Regions from separate parts of the Mus musculus genome. Here region 2 is linked to region 1. A link is a contact called in ENCODE Hi-C data. All regions are on one chromosome and are shown on one strand. The core of a region is the stretch at or near the end of the contact, and the rest is flanking DNA. Distances in the headings are between cores, read along the strand shown.

Region 1 (5,775 bases), core at 945-3,444:
AATGCTGCTACTCCGTGAAGGGATCTGCAGGCTGGACAACTCTGCCAGAAGGCAGCACGACTCACATGTCCTGCTAGAAACTACCAAAGAAGAATACAAACATTTTCCTCTCCCAAATCTCAGGAAAGGTTCCCCCTGAAAACCCTTTGTCTCATCATCTCCTTAAAAGCCTTTCTCTGCAGTTGAGTCTCACTCAACCCAAGAGAGAAATAAAAAACCCTTTTCCAAAACACTCCTCCAAACAGAAATTCTGAAGTGAAACTAAATATAACCTCACAGGGTTCCTTAGAGCTTTGCCAGAGAGATACACAATTGTGGACACTGAAGACTTTTCTTGTGTGGGATCACAAATAAGTAGGAGTTGAGGGACAATCTTTTTTGTTGTTGTTGTTGTTTTTGGTTGTTTGTTTGTTTTTATTTTTCAAGATAGGGTTTCTCTGTGTAGCCCTGGCTGTCCTGGAACTCACTTTGTAGACCAGGCTGGCCTCGAACTCAGAAATTCGCCTGCCTCTGCCTCCCGAGTGCTGGGATTAAAGGCGTGTGCCACCACGCCCGTTTGTTTTTTTTTTTTTTTTTTTTTTTTGAGGGACAATCTTAAAGATCACAAAATAACATCAGGGCTGGTGAGATGGCTCAGCTGTGGTTAAGAGCACTAACTGCTCTTCCAGAGGTCCTGAGTTCAATTTCCAGCAACTACATGGTGGCTCACAACCATCGGAAATGGGATCCGATGCCCTCTTCTGGTGTATCTGAAGACAGCTACAGTGGACTCATACATTAAATAAAATAAATCTTAAAAAAATAAAATAAGAGCTATCCAAATACAGTGGTGTATAACTGTAATCCTAGCACTCAGAAGCTGCAGCATACTTGGATTGGAGGCCAGCCTGGGCTATAGAGCAAGACTCTGTATTTAAAGAAATACTAAATAATGTCATGAGCAACCATTACTTGAGTGGAAACCAGAAGAATGCAGTAAGGTTTAGAAAAGTTCCAAATTGATTAGGTGGCTTCAAGGAAGAGAGGTAAATCAGAGTATAATAAAAATAAGCCGGGAATGGTGGCACACGCCTTTATTCCCAGCACTTGGGAGACAGAGGCAGGCGGATTTCTGAGTTCTGAGGACAGCCAGGGCTACACAGAAAAACCCTGTCTCGAAAAACTAAATAAATAAATAAATAAATAAACAAACAAACAAATAAATAAAACAACTCTGAATTACCAAGCCCTTCTGGTGGACCCAATCTATAAGTCCTTTTTTTCTCTTGACAACTTTCCTTTCTTTTCATGGCTAAAACCACTCTTATCAATTTATCACATTCCTTATAGCCCCAGGTTCAAGTCCTGGTAAACCTCTGAGAATGCGCTTTCTGAAGAAAGGAGGGAGGGAATTTCAGACTCTCAGAGCTAACATAACCGAGAGGCTATGAAAGGGAGGATTACTTTGAAACAGTAGATGTGTAAAACTTCTGGAACAAGGAAAGTGGGGACTGTGGCTTTTACGGTGATGGCACTCATCTGACTCTTTCTGTCACCTGGGGTAGAGGTGGGGGGGCTGTTCAACTTAAAACTCTCTGCTGTCAATGAACTGGCCAATAAAACCAGTCGGCAGCGTGTGGCTCAGTGGCAGCCCACTTGCTGAGAGAACTGGAGGCCTGGGTTCGAACCCTCGATCTCCCAAATAAAATCACAGCCTGAGGCGACAGAAGCCAAGAACTGCTTCAGAAGCCCAGGCACAAGCACCCACCACCCCAGCTTCAGCCTCTGGCGCGAGCACCCTGAACCCCCGGAAAGCTAAGGCAGCAGCACAGGCCGTACCGGGACCCTGCACACGCAGCTTCTTGGCTTCGGGCTCCAGCTCCTGAGGACCTCTGCGACTTTTGCTCCTGAGGAGCACCGCAACGTCGGGGGACTTCTGGGTTTCTGGGCATTTCTTGGGAGCCATGACGTACTCGGTGAAGAGATATCAAGCTCTGTGGCAAAATAACGAAGCAAGGAGTGGAAAAGCCTCCGTGGAGAAAACAGGAAGGGACTACGTATGAGGCAGCGCCGTCGCAGGTAGCGCAGCTAAGACACCTTCGCGCCAAACGCTCCTCCGGGCTGCTTTACTTTTAGCCCCGCCCCGTCCCCTCAGGGCTGTCCCGCCCCTTGGAACTGCCCCGCCCCCTCGGGATTGCCACAGTAGGGGGCTGTCTTGCCCCCGGAACTGCCCCGGACTGCCCCAACCCCTCGGGCACGGCCCGCCCCCGGCCGCTCCTCCTCTTCCGGAGTAACGTGTGCAGCTCACAGGGAGGGTTTTTTATTTTAACTCCCTAGGAGCTGGGCCTTGGCTTGTGCTGGATCTGAAGAAAGCCGATTATTTGAACCTGAGGAGGGAGCGCTGGCCGTAAACCCTGCATGCTGGAGGCGGAGCCAGGCGGCGTTTCAGGCCAGCCTGGTGTACACGTTCCAGCAATCCGGTGACCTACGCAGAGAAACCCTGTCTCGAAGAACAACAAAGAGAGAGAGAGAGAGACAGAGACAGATAAAAGTAGGTAGTTTATGTCTTAAAAAGAGCAAAGATTCAAGTGTGGCTAAATATTTCTCATTTCCCCCATTAATAATAGGTGTCTCTAGGGCTGGAGAGATGGCTCAGTGGTTAAGAGCACTGACTGCTCTTCCAGAGGTCCTGAGTTCAATTCCCAGCAACCACAAGGTGGCTCACAACCATCTGTATTGGGATCTGATGCCCTCTTCTGGTGTTTCTGAAATGACAGTGTATTAAATAAATAAATCTTAAAAAAAAAAAAAAAGTGCCTCTGATTACCCAATCACAGCCTTAGCATTTGATTCTTTCCTCTCGCTTTACAGATGAATGTATTTTACCTCATACTATAGAAAAGAGCTGTATCTATGGTGGCAGGCTCTGTGTAATTCCCAACACTGAGGAGGCTGAGGCATGAAGAGTTTGCCTGGACTACACTGATATCTTGTAAGGATCAGATAAGAGTGAGAAAATCTGGGGCTGGAGCGATGGCTCAGCGGTTAAGAGCACTGACTGCTTTTCCAAAGGTCCTGAGTTCACATCTCAGCAACGACATGGTGGCTCACAACCATCTGTAATGAGATCTGACTCCCTCTTCTGGAGTGTCTGAAGACAGCTACAGTGTAATTATTTATAATAATAAATAAATCTTTAAAAAAGAAAAAGAGTGAGAAAATCTGGCATGCTATTGCACAGCAAGGTGACAGCAGACAATGGGTTTGCTGTATATTTTCTAAAGGTAGAAAGGTTTTGAATGTTTTCACCACAAACGATATCTGAGAAGATGTGCCTAACCCAATTTAAAGAATACAATATGTGTGTGTCAAAAGTAATGTATTCCTTATGAAGATGATACTTACATAAACATATGTAAAATTTATATGTTTTAATGTAGTTTAATTTTATTTTAAATTAAAATGATGCTCTAGAAGAAAATAAAAAGCTGAACCCAGCACCAATAATGGGGATGTCCTAAGATGTGCTTAAATTAAGAATTGTAGCTTAGTGGCTGGAGAGATGGTTTAATGGCTAAGAGAGCTTGCTGCTTTTTCAGAGGACCTGAATTCTGTTCCCAGTACCCAGGCAGGTGGCTCACAAATACCTATATGTAACTCCAGCTCCAGAAGACCAGACACCCTTTTCTGGACTCTGCAGGCAGATGCAGCCATATATACACATAAGCACATAAAGAAACATGTATACACATAAGTAAAAAAAAAAAAATTACAAGCTGGTCAGTGGTGGAATATGCCTTTAATTCCAGCACTTAGGAGGCAGAAGTAGGTCTAGTCTGCAGCGCTAGTTCCAGGACAGCAAAGGCTACAGAGAAACACTGTCTGGAAAACCTAAATAAGTAAATAAATAGCCAAGGCTGCAGAGAAACCCTGGGAAAACAAAACAAAGAAATAAGTAAACCCAGCAGTGGTGGCGCATGCCTTTAATCTCAGCACTTGGGAGGCAGAGGCAGGCGGATTTCTGAGTTCAAGGCCAGCCTGGTCTACAGAGTGAGTTCCAGGACAGCCAGGGCTACACAGAGAAACCCTGTCTCGAAAAACAAACAAACAAAACAACAACAACAACAACAAAAAAGAATCCTAAAAAAGTTGTAAGATATTAACTAGGAAGATTATGAGGGAAAATAAATCACTTGAGTTTGTATAGGTCCACTTCGGGGTTTTGTTAGCCTGTAATGATCAGAATGGTCATCTATTTTATTTTTACACTTTGTTTTGGTGTGCTTCATGTGTCTTTTTTGTTGTTGCTTGAGAGAGCATATCACCAATAGCCCTGGGTGGTCTAGAACTCAGTCTGTAGTCAGGCTGGCCTCCACAGAGATCCACCTGCCTCTGCCTCCTGAGTGCTGGGATCAAAGGTGTGAGACACCACTGTCTATACTGGTATTCTCTTAATCAGACGTGGTGGCTTATACTTGCAATCCCACCCAAGTTAAAACAGAAAAATGTTTTGAGTCTGAGTCTAGCCTGGGCAGCACTGTGAGTTCCAGACCAGTTTAAGCTACACAGTGCGTCCCTGTCTCAAACCAAGCAAACAAGTAAATAATAGTAAAACCCAAAAGCAAACATAACAACAAGCAAACCAAAGAGAATGCCAGCTTTTGGTTCAAGGAGCGATATTTTTCGTAAGAAATATTGTCGTTTGGTTTTAGATGAGTGAGTGTGTGTGTGTGTGTGTGTGTGGTGTGTGTGGTGTGTGTGTGTGGTGTGTGTGTATGTGTGTGTGGTGTGTGTGTGTGGTGTGTGTGTGTGTGTGGTGTGTGTGTGTGTGGTGTGTGTGGTGTGTGTGTGTGTGTGTGTGTGTGTGTGTGTGATTAGAAGCTTTCTTACTGTTTTTTAAAGTACCCTCAGCCCCAAATTAACAATCATACCAAAGTAGTATATTTGAGAGTAGTATGTTTCATAGGATTATACCTATTTCCTGAAAGTCTCCAGTTCATAGCAAAGCCTCCTGTGGTGCTTTGAGTTTGAATGGCCCCCATAGGCTCGTGTGTTTGAATGCATGGCCGTAGGAGGTGGTACCATTAGCAGGTGGTACCATTAGCAGGTGTAGCCTTTTTGGTGTAGGAGGAAGTATATCACTGTGGAGGTGGGCTGTGAGGTGATATATGCTCAAGCTACACCCAGTGTGGTACACAGTCTCCTCCTGGCTGCCTTTGGATCAAGATGTAGAACTCTCAGCTCCTTCTCTAGCACCATGTCTGCCTGCATGCCACCATGCTTTTCTCCGTGATGGTAACAGACTAAACCTCTGAAACTGTAAACTAGCCTCAATTAAATGTTTTCCTTTACAAGAGTTGTAGTCAGCCGGGTGTGGTGGCGCACACCTTTTTTTTTTTTAAAGATTTATTTATTTATTTTATGTACACTGTAGCTGTCCTCAGATATTCCAGAAGAAGGCATCAGATTTCGTGACGGATGGTTGTGAGCCACCATGTGGTTGCTGGTATTTGAACTCGGGACATTCGGAAGAGCAGTCGGCGCTCTTAACCACTGAGCCATCTCGCCAGCCCAAGGTGGCGCACACCTTTAATCCCAGCACTTGGGAGGCAGAGGCAGGTGAATTTCTGAGTTCGAGGCCAGCCTGATCTACAGAGTGAGTTCCAGGACAGCCAGGGCTACACAGAGAAACCCTGACTCGAAAAAAACAAAAAACAAAAGAACAACAACAAAAAAGAGTTGCTGAAGTCATGGTGAAAGACTCTGAAAGGAGCCCCTCGCTCAGGCCTCAGGACA
Region 2 (5,775 bases), core at 966-3,465, about 60 Mb after region 1:
CAGAAATGATTCAAAATGGTATATGACAGCTGGCATATTACTTTGGGACAGGTCAAAATTTATAAGGAATGTTATATCCTTACAAGATAAAATGCTTACAGCATTTAATTTTGCTAATTTCATAGACCATTTATAAGTAAAGGAGGAGGTGAAAGAACCAAGACTGGAGATATGAATTCTTATGCACCATCCACTATTCATTCAGCATTTATTACATGTCAAACAAGGATAATTAAGATAGCATGTTCCCTTTCAGGAAACTCAGGATTCTGCTGTAGGTATGAGTTGCAAAAAATTAATGATAACATCCTCTGACAGGTGCAGTGAGGGATATCGGAAGTAAAAAATAAGGTACAAAATATAGGGGCAATGCCATGGAGAAACATTGTGGGGTGGTGGTGTGAGATAAGAGTCTTAATATGTTGTTTAGACTGGTCACAAATTCTGAAGCTCAAGGGATATTCTTGCCTTGTTTCCCAAGTCATTTTTTTTTGTTTTAAAAAGTAAAACCCAAAACTCACTGTGGCAGGGATATGAAAGATGAATTGGATGTGGTCAGCCTGGAGATAAGACTACAGCAAAAATTTACATTGGATGAGCCTTTTTGTCATTAAGGGGAGAATAAGCGAGACTGGGAGACAAGAGTGGATGGGGACGCAGTTCACTGAATGAGCGCTGGATGGTACAATCTTCCCATGTATGGCATGAAAGCTACCTGACAGTGTTATGCAGACTAATGCTCAAATTTACGAGGATCTGAGGCTAGGCATAGACAGGGGGTCTGCTGAGGCACCGAGTACTGGGAGAATTGTGATTCAAATGTGAGGTTTAATAGACCTACTTAACAAGAACCAGCCTAACACAAAACCTGAGTCTCAAAACACGGGCCTCAGCTGGATAAGAGCACCTGTTGAGTGTGCCCTGTCTGCAGTCTGAGATAATGGAGGCAGAACACACGGAAGTATGTAACGTGTGAGGGTGTCACAATGCACGGGGCAATCGACAGCGTGGAAATCTTCAGTTAAGACTGATTCCAAGTGTGGGGAGAAGTAGCTCAGGGGAGAACCTGTCTCGGATGGCGAGGAGGTAGGCTCAAACCTCAGAACCAAGAAAATAACACACACACACGCACACGCACACGCACATGCACACCCCAATTCAAAATACCTAGTGACGTTGGCACTTTGGGAGCCACCTAACCACTTGGCAAGCCTATTGTATTCTTGTGGCAGAGACAGAAGCTACGTCCCAGTGAGTGGATTTGGAAATACAGAGAAGAGAGCCCTGATGGAGACAACGGGTGGCAATTTTCCTTAAAACATAGCTGTGCAGAAAAGCACAGTCCAAGAGAGATGTAGGGTTAAAAAATTTTAAAGACCGACACGAACAAACTGTGGGTGCAATGCAGCAAGAAATGTGGAAGGTTTAAGATCCAGATAAACAAAAAACTACCTGAAGACGCATAAGACCCTTAGTATTGAAAGGGCAGGCATTTTTTTGTAAGTGGGCTTTCCACATCTGATACTCCTTCGGTTTCTCCTTGAAGCTGAAGGCAGGGGATGGAAAGTAGGGGTGGGTTAAGAGCAGGACTGGAAAAGGAAGATGTCCGACAGCATCTGTAGCTATAGCTAGGAGGGTGCAGATCAGCAATGCCTCACTAAAAGACTGCCCCCTCAGCATTTTATGTGCCGAGGGTCTCAGCACCAGAAAGCCCGGAAGGCCACAGGGAGGCCTGCAGGGAAAAAAAAAATGCTATGATGTAGGTTAAGTCCAGGCCCGCCTCTCAGAGTTATATAACTTCCTGGGCCAAAGCCTTGTCTGAGCCTCTTCCCCAAAACCCACCGCAGCCCATCTCGCGCGGGGCTGCAGCAAGAGGAGGGCGAGGGGTCTCGTCCCGCGCCGTCCGAGCCCGGGTGACCGCAGGTGGCGGCGACTCTGCAGTCGTGGCAGTTCAGAGTCCAGCACCCGGCCCCACGCGCGGGAAAGAAGCTCCACGGGCACGCAGCGGGGGGACTGAGGGTGCGGAGCGGAGTGCTGGCCCGGCAGGGGAGGGCGACGGCGCGGGGACGTTACCTCCAACATGCCTCTCCTGCTCGCCCCGGCCGTGTCGATGAGTGTGTTGTCCAGGTCAAAGAAGACCGCGCGGACCCGACTCAGCCCCATAGCCTCGGCAACCCAAGCAGCGCGCGAGCCGCTTCTGCCGCGCCGCGCATGCGCAAGGCGGTCAGGAACACCTGGGCGGAGTCTCGGAGGTCACCTGACCCTTCCAAAGCTCCGGGGTCTCCGTGGCAAGATCGCGCGAGATTCGGACACTAAATTTTATAGGGTGCGCGTGCACGAGAGGTGGATGAGTGTTATCAAGGCTTACTGCTGTGTGTGGGTGGATGGTCCTCTCCGTTAATGGCTTGGTGGGCTTGCTTAGGGCTGAGAAGGACATCCGAGCCGTACTGGAGAAACTCTCCAGACCCTTGGCTGGCCTGTCTTTCTATGGTGACCGCACAGTCTCCATCAGGAGATGGGGCAGGAGAGTGTGCCCACCAACCTCGGAACCTAGCTGCCCGGTGACTTTAGCGCTTCACTTCTTGCCCACAGCCTTGTAGGAACTAGAGCCTTCATCTGAACATCCTTTGAAAGATGCTTAGAAGAACTGAAGAGAAATGGGAGTCTCTGCAGTGTCTGCCGAATGGTTGTTCTTAAAAATGTGTATTTGTGTTTCTGTGTACGTGAGTGCCTGCAGAGGACAGACGAGGTCGTCCTGGAGCTGCAGTTGCGGCGGCTGTGAGCTGCCCACTGTGGGTGCTGGGAACTTGGGTCCTCTACAAGAGCAGTATGAGTTCTTAACCAGTGAACCATTTCTCCAGCTCCTTTCCCTCCATCTTTACTCATTTTTCTGAAACTCTGCAGCCCAAGTCTTGTGTGCCTATTAATTGCATGGTTTTCTGTAATTTCTAGCAAGGAACCGAGACTGTCTGTTAAGAACCCCACAAGATAAGTAACAAGGTTTGCCTTCTGTTGGTTGAAATCAACCTCTAATCCTTTTTTATTGATGAAATTTGGAGTCACTTTCACTAACCTGGAACTTATTGGGTCAGCCAATGCCACAGACCTGGTTCTGAGCTTTCGAATTAGGATTGGTTCTTACATTGTAAGTTATTCAGAGAAAATGAGAAAGTATTTCATAACATGTGAGAATTGATTAAATTTAATTGTCTATAGTTTCAGTTTTTGTTGTTTGTTTGTTTGTTTTGAGACAGTGTCACATTGAGTAACTGATTGGCCTGGAGCTAGCTGTGTAGACCATGCTGGCCTCAAATTCAGAGTGATTTGCCTCCCTCTGTCTCCCAAGTGCTAGTTCTCCCAAGTACCACCACATCTGGCTTGAATTAACTTCAACTAAGATCTTTGTCTATACTTGAATGATACTGGCTCCAAGTGGCTTCTGTTCATAGTGAACTGTACCCTACCTGGGTAATATATACAAATTGTGAAAAAATGGCTGGGCCTCCAGCCAGTCAGGCCCAAACCGCCAAAACTATGTAAGGTAAAGGCTGACTTCAGCCAGTCATATTGTTCTTGTCTTTTCATTGGCTACAAATTTAACTTTGAGCTGTATTGTGTTCATAAGGAACTTGTTGGCCCACCTTTGCTTGGCTGTAAAACTTCCTGTGTTTTGAGATAAACTTAACTCCTTTTGGGTGTTTAATAATTGGAATGCAGCATCCTTGAGTCTATGTAGTATACTTCTGCTTTTGCCTGACAGTGACAGAGTTGTATAACTTGACTAAAGACTAAGATGCTTAGCTCTGTACAGAAAAAAAAAAAAAAAAAAAAAAAGCTCCCATAACCTGAGGTACACAAGTCACAGATGGGTTTCTGATGCTCAGTAGAAAGAGATGAATGGCAGACTACCTATAGTTTTTGTATTTTATGGAGCAGAGTCAGAGTTGATGACTTTCCCAAAAGTGTTCCTCCTTTAATAGACTACCCTCACCGATGCAGTGGTGGTGAAACAGTTGTGTGCACTTAGGCTAGCAGTCAGCCAAAATTATGAATGCAATATTTGTAATTGCTTTTTGTAGTTGTGTCAAATATCATAATAGATATACAATAAGCTTCTGATGGACACATGGATCTTAGAGACATGGGTCAGGTCTTCGCCTTCTTCTAATGTGCGTATAGAATCTTGTTTCAGTCAGTGAAAAATCTAACCCTAGACAAGCTATTGCAGTCTATGTAATCAATCCTAACAGAGGTTTGTCTGTCTTTGGGATACCATGCATTGGTTGGTATTTCAAGATTGGTCTTCACAGCCTGGATTCCTTCTGAACTTACATGACTAGAACCCTGATGTTTTCCTATGGAATTTTAAGGCACTGAGATGTACATATATATGTGCATATAGATATGTCAGTCTTTACTGAACTCTTAAGGGTAGACTTGGCGGGACGAGAGAAAGATACAGCTAATGAATATTTAAAAAGTTCTGGGTAGCTTTTATTTATTGTCAGCCTTAACTGGCTCGTTGCCAGGTGAGACTGACTTACAGCTATGTCTGTAAGAGATTGTGTTGATTTATGATTGATATGGGAGGGCTCAGCTCACTGTTGGTGGCACCATCCCTAGGTTTGTGTGTCAGGGCTGCAAAGAAACTAGCACAAACCAGAGAGTAAAACAGCACGCAGCATTTCATTCTTTCACAGTATCTGTTTCTAGTTTTTGCTCAAGTTTCTGCTCTGTCTTCCCTTAGTGATCCAGTGTGACCTAAAAGAGTGACCCAAATAAACCTTTTTCTGCTTTGGACAAAGTATTTCACCACAGCAACTGGAAGCAAACTAGAACAATGGTCAATCCCACTTATCCTTATAAAATGTAAATCTAATAGAATAGAAATAAAGATGACACATGTAGCCTTGGTGGTGGTGCGTATCTTTTTTTTTTTTTTCACTGAAAGCTATGGAAGCTCTAATTTTCTTCTTTTTTTTTTGTTTTATTAGATGTTTTCTTCATTTACATTTCAAATGCTATCCCTTTTCCTAGTTTCCTCTCCGAAAACCCTCTATACCCTCCCCCAAGTGATGCATATCTTCAGTCCCAGCACAGTCAGCAGAGTGAGGCAAATCTCCATGAATTAAAAGCCAGCTTGGTTTCCAGAGTGAACGCTAAGAGAGCTAAGGCTACTTAGTGAAACCTTGTCTCAATATATATATGTATATATGTATATGTATATATGTGTATATATGTATATATGTATATATATATACATATATATATATATTTATGAAATAAAAGTTAAATATTTGGTGTGGTGGCTGGAGAAATGGCTCAGCAGTTAAAAGCACTGACTGTTCTTCTGGAGGACTGGGTTTGATTCCAAGCACCTACACAGCAGTTCACACTTGTCTGTAACTCCATTTCTAGGGACAGCTGACACCTTCTTCTTGCCTCCATAGGAACCAGGCACACAAGTGGTACACACACTTATGTGCAAGGCAAAACACCCATACAAATCAAATCAACTTTAAAAAGGCATCTGAGTATTTTGAAACAGACAACTAGAACCCCGCAAAAGATATATTAAGTTAAATATTTGATAGCCAAAGCTGGTGACCACATGGGGAAATAGGCACTTATACTCTGCTTGAGGAAATGTAAATTGGTGCAAACACCTTTGAGAATAATTTAGTGATGCCTTTTATTGGCTAGGAGGTCCCACTGTTAGGAATTTACCCCTGGACATATTTTTCTCTTACAGATACTAGACTGATCTAACCCATT

What was found. A loop is a pair of places that touch in the nucleus more often than their neighbours do.
Region 2: a map of T-helper 2 cell shows a loop between it and region 1 (175-fold over the local background). The contact joins the promoter of Nanp here to the promoter of Ddb2 in region 1. A Hi-C loop is called at or near these places in 5 of 37 maps with a recorded cell type or tissue (T-helper 1 cell, T-helper 17 cell, T-helper 2 cell and 1 more).

Annotation. Positions count from the first base shown.
Region 1 is chr2:91,234,872-91,240,646 of GRCm38, forward strand. Ddb2 (damage specific DNA binding protein 2) reads right to left here and starts at 2,195. Exons shown (of 10, transcript NM_028119.5): 1 at 1,819-2,195; 2 at 1-80. The coding sequence starts at 1,945. A330069E16Rik (RIKEN cDNA A330069E16 gene) reads left to right here and starts at 2,275. Exons shown (of 2, transcript NR_015464.1): 1 at 2,275-2,530; 2 at 2,851-3,486.
Region 2 is chr2:151,037,164-151,042,938 of GRCm38, forward strand. Nanp (N-acetylneuraminic acid phosphatase) reads right to left here and starts at 2,216. Exons shown (of 2, transcript NM_026086.2): 1 at 2,074-2,216. The coding sequence starts at 2,163.